Linked DNA regions of Homo sapiens: region 1 is linked to region 2. A link is an interaction called in ENCODE POLR2A ChIA-PET data of the cell type or tissue named here. Cell type or tissue: HepG2. All regions are shown on one strand.

The links. ChIA-PET counts read pairs that join two places held together with the same protein. Peaks named below come from ENCODE experiments on the same cell type or tissue, not always from the same donor. Only the 100,000 strongest peaks of a DNase experiment are listed, where the experiment ranks them.
Region 1: POLR2A ChIA-PET joins it to region 2 with 5 read pairs; 1 of 35 experiments calls an interaction of 5 or more read pairs at or near these places.

What each region holds. Positions count from the first base shown.
Region 1 is chrX:20,490,005-20,495,004 of GRCh38, reverse strand. No RefSeq gene overlaps it. Among named protein-coding and RNA genes, the nearest start is that of RPS6KA3, 230 kb to the right of the region's middle. In HepG2, no CTCF peak of the experiment used is centred here; a DNase peak (open chromatin) is centred at 2,854.
Region 2 is chrX:20,251,122-20,256,121 of GRCh38, reverse strand. All of the region lies in intron 1 of RPS6KA3 (ribosomal protein S6 kinase A3), which reads left to right. Among named protein-coding and RNA genes, the nearest start is that of RPS6KA3, 13 kb to the left of the region's middle. RefSeq lists an enhancer at 2,877-3,171. In HepG2, a CTCF peak has its summit at 3,011 (motif pointing left); a DNase peak (open chromatin) is centred at 2,991.

The DNA.
Region 1 (5,000 bases), 240 kb before region 2:
TCCAGCTGCCTCCTTATTTATTTCCTCCCCTTAGCAATGCAACAATTTTTCATTTATTATGAAAGTAAATACAATTGAACTCTACATTTGCAGGATGGTACCATCAGGGAAAACTAGGTAAAGGGCACAAGGGAGCTCTTTATTATTTCTTACAACTGTATGTGAGTGAGTCTACAATTACCTCAAAATAAAAGTTTCATTTAAAAAAAAGGATATATACCACTATAAATCATGCTGCTATGAAGACATATGCACACATATGTTTATTGCGGCACTATTCACAATAGCAAAGACTTGGAACCAACCCAAATGTCCAACAACGATAGACTGGATTAAGAAAATGTGGCACATATACACCATGGAATACTATGCAGCCATAAAAAATGATGAGTTCATGTCCTTTGTAGGGACATGGATGAAATTGGAAATCATCATTCTCAGTAAACTATTGCAAGAACAAAAAACCAAACACCGCATGTTCTCACTCATAGCTGGGAATTGAACAATGAGAACGCATGGACACAGGAAGGGGAACATCACACTCTGGGGACTGTTGTGGGGTGGGGGGAGGGGGAGGGGGGAGGGATAGCATTAGGAGATACACCTAATGCTAAATGACGAGTTAATGGGTGCAGTACACCAGCATGGCACATGTATACATATGTAACTAACCTGCACATTGTGCACATGTACCCTAAAACCTAAAGTATAATAATAATAATAAAAATAAAAATAAATAAAAAATTAAAAAAAGGAACACATGCTCAATGGGAAAAAAAATTTAAACAGTACCTAATTTTAGAGTGTGTATAATCCTGGTGCCCCAACGTGGTTTAGCTATGTTGAAGAACAACTCAAAGATATTTAATTTTTATGCAAATTGTTTCTTTGCGTGTGATGGAATCAGTTGATGGACTGAGTCAAAGCCAAAACGGTATTTATAAGAGACGGGGACAGCGGGAGGGAAAACCTGCAGTTAGCCTGGGAATAGGGATTCTTGTTACACATTTATGAGGTTAAACTAGTTGGCCGGCAATGAACAGAGTGGTCACTCTGGACATCTGGCCTTGCTATGGGCTTCAAAAACTTTTTTTCAGTTGTTTATGGAATTCGTTGTAACCCTCTGAGGGCTTAGCTGAGGAGCATCCAGGCCAGGCTCTCTAGGCAAGCCTGTGTCATTTCACCAGCACCTGCGCCTAAGTTAGGCCCTGCCTTCACTGTTGCCCTCAACAAAATCTCTCAGCCGGCATGAAAGAGAAAACAAGGCACTGGCTTTGGAATTAGATACAAGACTTGGATGGCAGCCTGACTCCCTCATTCATTCATTGAGAGACTTGGCCAAATCGACCTCATCGAGGCTCTGTTTCCTACCTCTAAGAGAAATAAGCATGGTGTTGTTGTGAGAATCAAATGATAACATAATAAAGGGTAAAGCACAGGTGCAATGCGCTGCTTCTGTTGTAGTATGTGCATTTGGTTTGAGAAACATAAAAACACACATGGTCAATCTCTGCTTGTTCTTCCCACAAGGAAGTTGTGAAGTTAACATAGCTCCTACCTCTTTAATGTAGGGCCCATAATGAGATCTATATTATTGATTACAAAGAGCTTTCAGTGGCTGTTTTAAACCCCAGCTGAAGAGGATATTACCTTTACAATTTTTTTTTGCTGAAACACCATGCATCATTTTTTTAAAGGGAAGGAAAAAAGCCTGCTTCTCCACTGCCTCAAGACCTTTGACTGCTGCAAGAGCTTGCATCAGAGACACCAGCTGGTTCTCTGGGTTCTGTTGGCAAAGCTGACAAAACGTCAGTGCCCATCATTTCTTTGGGGAGCCCTTGAGAACTAACTGAGCTGATAGCTCAGTCTTTTCCAGAAATGACTCTCCCCTACTGCTTTATTGATCCCTGCCAGGTACCTCATTTTTGATCCTTTAGCTTGATGTGGCCAATTCTCTGTTGAGTTGCAGTAGAGATCTGTCATGTTGAATTGTCCAACTGGAAACATTCCCAGCCCTACTTCCAGCCCCTCCCCATTTTGCTTTGAGCTGGCTCTGAAACAGATCTCAAAAATAAAGAATTCTCTGTGTCACATAGATAACACTTCTTTAATTCCTGGTGTCCCAAAATTAAATTAGCTATTTTGATGGCCTCATGTTCTGAGAACACTGTGTTTTTTGAAAACCAACCTTTTAGCATGCTAGGAGCCATTTGAAAGCTTTGAGTGAATCTCTGCCAGGCCTAAGTATTGATCTTTGTGGCAAGGGAAGGAGATGGAGAAAAAAATGTAGCAGGCAGGGCAAACAAATAGGAATCCAGAAGTTAGAGGACACTCCTGGGTTTCTCTATGCGAGGAGAATGCTGTTGTGAGGTGCCAAATGGATCAGGGTAGGGATAACAGAACATTCTAGGCTTCGATGATTTTCTCAAGAGCAGCCCTAACGATTCTCAGTGACCGCCATGGAAGGAACATTGTAAACATCAGAGAAAAATTTCCCCTTGCCAACTTTGGTTAAGAGTAATCCACACTCTGATCAGCCTGGGCAACATGTCAAAACCCCGTCTCTACCACAAAAAAAAAAAAAAAAAAAAAATAGCCAGGCATGGTGGCACCTACCTGTAGTCCCAGCTACTCAAGAGGCTGAGGTAGGAGGATCACTTGAGCTCAGGAGACGAAGGTTGCAGTGAGCCAGTCGAGCCACTACACTCCAGCCTGGGCGACAGAACAAGACCCCATCTAAAAAACAAACAAAAAATGAGTAATCCACACTCTAAACAAAGCTTTCTGTCTCCAAAAGTTGATTTCCTTTTGAATAAACAGCTCACTTGCTACTTTGGTCACTGGTGTCACAATCTGCATTGGATCACTAGGGCATCTTAATAATGATCCCCTTAGTAATGATTCATGATGATGTTAGTCTAGAACAGGGGTCAGCAAACAATGGCCCACCACTTGTCTTTGTACAGTCTCATGAGCTAAGAATGGCTGTACATTTTCAATTGGATGGATTTAAAAAACAAAAGACATTTGGTGACATATCAAAATTATATGAATTAAAATTTCAGTGTCCATGTACTTTCATTGGGACATAGCCATACTCATTCATTTACCTACCTACTATCTATGGCTACTTTCACACTACAACAGCGGAGTTGAGTCATTGCAATAGAGATCATATGGCCCACAAAGCCTAAAATATTTACTATCTGGCCCTTTGTTGAAGAAATTTTCCTCCCCTTCTTCCAGTGCTGTCCAATAGAAATTATTTCTGCAATGATGGACATGTTCCATATTCTGTGTTGTTCAATACAGTAGCCACTAGCCACACATGGCTATTTAAAATTAAACCAATTAAAATTAAATAAAATTAAAAATCTATTTCCTCATGTGTTCTAGCCACATTTGAAGTGCTCAATGGCCACATTGTGGCTAGTGGCTACCATACTGGACAGCACAAATCTAGACTAACAAATAGTCCCTATCAAGGGGCTCCATTTTTTTTTTTGTTCTGAGGAATATTTAGAACTCTGCCATTGCTTCCTCCTTCTTTTGCTAACTTTTTAGGGGTCATTTCTCTGCTTCATTTTACAATCAGAAGAGAATAGGTTTCTTAGTTTGAGTACCTCTGTAAGCAAAGCCTGAGACAAGGATTTGGATGCAAGTGGTTTATTTGGAAGATGATCCCAAGAAGCATCAGTAGGGGAGTTGGGGAACTGAGATAGAGAAGGGAAGAAAGCCAATTAACAGCATGTTAGCTGGTATCTCATTGTGGTTTTGATTTGCATTTCTCTGATGGCCAGTGATGATGAGCTTTTTTTCATGTGTCTGTTAACTGCATAAATGTCTTCTTTTGAGAAGTGTCTGTTCATATCCTTCGCCTACTTTTTGATGGGGTTGTTTGATTTTTTCTTGTAAATTTAAGTTCTTTGTAGATTCTGGATATTAGCCCTTTGTCAGATGGGTAGATTGTAAAAATTTTCTCCCATTCTGTAGGTTGCCTGTTCACTCTGATGGTATTTTCTTTTGCTGTGCAGAAGCTCTTTAGTTTAATTAGATCCCATTTGTCAATTTTGGCTTTTGTTGCCATTGCTTTTGGTGTTTTAGTCATGAAGTCCTTGCCCATGCCTATGTCCTGAATGGTATTGCCTAGGTTTTCTTCTAGGGTTTTTATGGTTTTAGGTCTAGGGACATGGATGAAGCTGGAAACCATCATTCTCAGCAAACTATCGCAAGGACAGAAAACCAAACACCGCATGTTCTCACTCATAGGTGGGAATTGAACAATGAGAACACTTGGAGACAGGATGGGGAACATCACACACCGGGGCCTGTTGTGGGGTGGGGGGAAGGGGGAGGGATAGCATTAGGAGATATACCTAATGTAAATGACGAGTTAATGGGTGCAGCACACCAACATGGCACATGTATACATATGTAACAAACCTGCACGTTGTGCACATGTACCCTAGAACTTAAAGTATAAAAAAAAACAAACCGCATGTTAGCAAGACAATTATCAGTATGGGCAACTGGAGCTCAATCCTACTCTAGGAAACTATGTAGACTTACCTCCAAGTTATTCCACCTGAGGGTTGAGGAAGCTAGGATACTTATGCACCAACTTCCCGTTGGTTCTTGGCTAAGGGCTACTTCTGGAGGCATTTACTCTTCAGTGCTTCAGACTAAGTTTTCTTTGCAACCATGAAAAACATCCTCGGGCAGAGAATCACATGTGGTCACAGTAAATAGCAGTAATGCCAAGGAGATATGGGCAGGGTACTGATAGCATCTGTTACAGTGAGGACTGAAAGGTTTAACACCAGAAACTAAAGTAGCGGCTCTACTCCCCTGTAATAGCATTGCTAAAAGGCTGGTGATAGCTGTTGGATAAAGTTAATGGCCAGAGTTGGGGCTTGGGCATCTCTGTAAATGACTAGTGCTCTTTACACTGAGATATGCCTGGAGTATCACAACCTGACTGTGGTCTTCTAGTTCATTTT
Region 2 (5,000 bases):
GGAAGGTCCTTGTATATGTATTTCTTCTCTGTCACCCAGGCTGGAGTTCAGTGGCTCAATCTTGGCTCACTGCAACCTCTGCCTCCTGGGTTCAAGTTATTCTCCTGCCTCAGCCTCCCGAGTAGCTGGAACTACAGGTGCCCACCACCACGCCTGGCTAATTTTTGTATTTTTGGTAGAAATGGGGTTTCTCCATGTTGGCCAGGCTGGTCTCAAACTCCTGACCTCAGGGTGATCCATCTGCCTTTGCCTCCCAAAGTGATGAGATTACAGGCATGAGCCACTGCATCCGGCCTAATTCCTTTTTTTTTTTTTTTTTTTTTTTTTTTTTTGAGACGAAATTTTGCTCTATTGCCCAGGCTGGAGTATGCAGTGGTGCAGTCTCAGCTCACTGCAGCCTCTGCCTCCCGGGTTCAAGTGATTCTCCTGCCTCTGCCTCCCAGGTACCTGGGATTACAGGTGCCCACCACCACGCCTGGCTAATTTTTTGTATTTTTAGTAGAGACAGGGTTTTGCCATGTTGGCCAGGTTGGTCTCGAACTTCTGGCCTCAGGTGATCCGCCCGCCTTGGCCTCCCAAAATGCTGGGATTACAGGCATGAGCCACCTTACCCAGCCTAATTCCTTTTTTAATTGAGATATTTACATACTATAAAATTCACCCTTGTATATGATTCGTGGCTTTTACTATATTCCCAAGGTTGTGCAGCCATCACCACTATCTATTTCCTAGAACATTTTCATCACCCCCAAAAAGAAATTTCATACATGTTAGCGGTCACTCCCCATTTCCTCCATTCCCCCAGTCCCTGGCAATCACTAATCTATTTTCTGTCTCTAGATTCACCTATTCTGGACATTTCATATTAATGGAATCCTACAGTATGTGGCCTTTGTGTCTGTTTTCAAGGTTCTTGCATGTTTCAAGGTTCATACATGTTGTAGCATGTAGGAAGACTTCATTCTTTTATGTGGCTGAATAATCTATTTTATGGATATACCACAGTTTGTTTATCCATTTATCAGTTGATGGACGTTGGAAATTGTTTCTACCTTTTGGCTATTATGAATAATGCTGCTGTGAACATTCGTATTAAGTTTTTATGTGAACACATGTTTCCAGTTTTCTTGGATATATACCTAGGAGTAGAATTGCTGAGTCATATGGTAAATCTATGTTTAGCTTTTTGAGGTACTGCCAAACTTTTCCAGCTGGCCTGTACCATTTTACATTCCCATCAGCAGTGTATGAGAGTTCCAGCTTTTCCGTATCCTTGCCATCACTTATTATTGTCTTTTTTACTATAACCATCCTACTGGGTGTGAAATGGTATCTCATTGTGGTTTTGATTTGCATTTCTCTAATGACTGATGATGTTAAGGATCTTTTCATGTGCTTCTTGTCCATTCGTATACATAATTCACGTGCTTATTTTGTTACCGTTTTAGGGACTTAAGTTGGCTTTTGTTCTAATGCTGATAGGGAAGTTCCTTGTATATGTATTTCTTCTCAGAAAACTTAGTTTCAATACGTGCTTTTAAGATATTTTCTTTCTTTTTAGATTTGATAAATACAAGGCTTTTCCTAAAATAGTGGTTTTCCAAATGGGTTAATAGAGCTCTAGGTTCTATGAAAGTGCCTTAGGATACCTCTCACCTAGGGCACCCTTTCTCTCAGCCAGAGTGGAATTCCTAGAGGAACACAACAAAGAATTAAATATTGGTTATAGAACTTAAAAAAGAAAGTTACAGAAAGAAAACAAAGATTGGGGCAGTGATATTTTTCCTTAGAGTCTCCTCGGCCTAAACTAGTCTATAGTTTCTTATTTAAAGCAAAAGTGCAAGAGTTAATTGAAGATTAATTATTAATCTTAATAGGAAGATAATATGCCTAGAATCTCTGAAATTAAATATAAGTCAACAGATAAATGAATTCAGGAATCCATCTCAAGTGAAGTAACGTATACAGGTATGTTATTTGAAGAAGTAAAAATGCAAATAAAACAAAACCTTATTTGCCTCTTTTCCTTCAAGTTCCTGCTGGCTGTTGGTATAATTCAAGAGTAATAGCTATCAAAATGGATGTTCATATTAAGTAATCCTTAGAGAAATGTCATAGGCAAATTAAAAATAAGTTTTGCCTTGGATTAATAAAAAGAAGAGCTCATAAATGAGTTTTAAAGCTATCTCCTGCCCACCACCTCCCCTCCCCCGCCAGCTCTTCTGAGTATGTATAGTATACTACTAGGTGAAAATGAATTAAATGGATTTATTTTCTTTTGGAACATTAAAGTCTAGAAGTACTAGGGTGGGCAGGAAGTTTAATAGCATGAAACAAGGTAAATTAGTAAAGAATAATATAAGCAGATGTAATTGGATCTTTAGGAGGAAATTATGACCTATAATGTTACAGCAGTTTTCTGTAGTACATTTTCAACCATAATGTGGAAAATTAGAAAATAAATGTTATTTTCAACATAAAAATTAATCACTTGGAGGATACATCTGGTTCTGCCAAGATAGAGGACCCCTATTCCTCCTTGATCTCCCTTACAGCGAAAACACTGTAGACATAACAAACAAGCACAGGAACACTCTAAAGGTGGAAAAAGAAGGCAAACAGCCTGCAGACCTCGAGACTCAAGAAAACCCAGGGAATTCACTATTTGTGTTCTTCCTGTCACCTCCCATATATCCTAGACAGGGTGCTATGAAAGCCTCCAAACTAGAACTGCCAACAGTCACAGACAAAAAGAGCTCTGAGAAAAAGCCTGTTTCCTTTAGACAAACAACTGGGGGAAAGGTAGCCAAGTAAGTCTAAACCTTTTTGACAATACTCACCCTACCCTGGCCAAATACCATCAGAAAAACCCCACCCCACCCCACCCCAAAGAAGCAAATAACAGTGCTCTCACTCCCCAACCCAGTGGTGTGGGCTGGGGAGATCAGAGACCTAAGCACCCATTTCTTTGCCCAGCAAAAGCAGACAGCACTTTGGTTCCCCCTGCTGGGTGGTTTTGGCAGACCAGGCAGGAAGCGTTTTCCCTCATTCCACTTCAAGCTGAAGGAAGTTATGCTCTTGCCAGGGTGGTGTCTAGCAGCAGTGGGGTCTAGTAGCAGATTGAGCCTCCACCCCAACCCAGAAGCAATGACACTTAACAAGGTGACGTGAGCCAGGGCTAATCCATACTCTACCCTCACCTTACATCAACGAGGCAGAACAAGATGGTTGGAGGTAGGATTCTCAACACATCTTACCTCCACTAATGTCAGTGGGGCCCAGTGGAGAACTGAGCCTTCACTCCCATCTGGCAAGTGATGGGTGGCAGGGCTAGTTGGCATTCTGCTTCCTTCTCTACCCTCCCCTGTTGTTAGCTGGGTCCTTTGGGGAGCTGAGCTTTTGGCTTTATAGTGCAGCAACAAAGAAGTTTGAGTCAGCCCTCTGCTTTCCTCCTCCCTGTCATCAGTGGGGCCCAGCAGGGAGGTGAGCTTACACCCCTACTCAGAGGCAGTGAGGTGATACAGGTTGGTGCCCTACTTTCATTGGGACTAAGAGTGGAGCTGAACTTCCGTCCCACCCATCTGCAACAAAACAGTGTGAGTCATTGCTCCACTTTTGCCTGGGTGATGTTGGTGCGGCCCAGAGGGAAGTTGAACATACACACTCCACCTCAACAGGAGGACTGCCTGCTTCGGGGAAAAAAAAAAAAAGATTAAATAGGAAAGAGTCCTATAATCTCCAAATATCCATTAGACAGTAAAAAATCACTTATACCAAAAACCAGGAAAATCGCAACATGAGTGAGAAAAGACAGTCAACACACATCATCACTGTGATAATTCAGATGTTGTAATTATCAGACCAGAATTTTAAAGCAGCCATCACAAAAATGCCTCAGTGAGCAATCACAAACACTCTTGAAACAAATGAAAAATTAGTCTCAGAAAAGAAATGGAAGCCATAAGGAAGAACCAAATAGAAATTTTAGAACTGAAAAATACAGTAACAAATAAACTTACTACATGGGCTAGATAGAAGAATGGAGATGATAGGAAAGAATAACATTGGAGATAAAGCAATAGAAATGAACAATAGAGAAAAAATAAACTGGAAAATGAACAGAGCCTCAAGAGCCTGGTGAACATTAACAAAAGATTTAACATTTATGTCATCAGAGTCCCAGAAAGGGAAAAAAGAAACTGGACCTGAAGAAATAATGGCTGAAATTTCCCCAAATTTTGCAAAAGACATAATCTTACAGATTCAGGAAGCTGACTGAATCCCAAATAAGATAAATGCAAAGTAATCCACTCCTAGACAAAATCAAAATCAAACTTTTGAAAATGAGTAGTTATTGTCTAATAGATACAGAGTTTCAATTTTGCAAGATAGTTCTGAAGATTAGTTGCATAATGTGAATATACTTAATACTACTAAACCATACACTTAAAATAGTTGAGATAGTGAATTTTATGTTATGTTTTATGACAATTGAAAAAGTAAAATATCAAACTTTTGAAAATTAAAGAATCTTTAAAGCAGTTAGAGAGAAATGAACTGTTACCTATAGGGAACAACTCATGCGACAGCAGATTTTCCATCAGAATCTATGGACGTCTGCCAGGCACAGTGGCTTACGCCTATAATCCCAGCACTTTGGGAGACTTACGCCTGTAATCCCAGCACTTTGAGGGGCTTACGCCTATAATCCCAGCACTTTGGGAGGCCAAGGCAAGAGGATTGCTTGAGCCCAGGAGTTCGAGATCGGCTTGGGCAACATGGCAAGACCCCATTTCTACAAATAATAACAATAATAAAAATAAATAGCCAGGCATGGTGGCACGTGCCTGTAATTCCAGCTACTGGGGAGGCTGAAGCTGGAGGATCACTTGAGCCCAGACAGTCAAGGCCCCAGTGAGCCATCTTCACACCACTGCACTCCAGCCTGGGCGACACAGTGAGACCTCATCTCAAAACATCTATGGATGCCAGAAGGATAT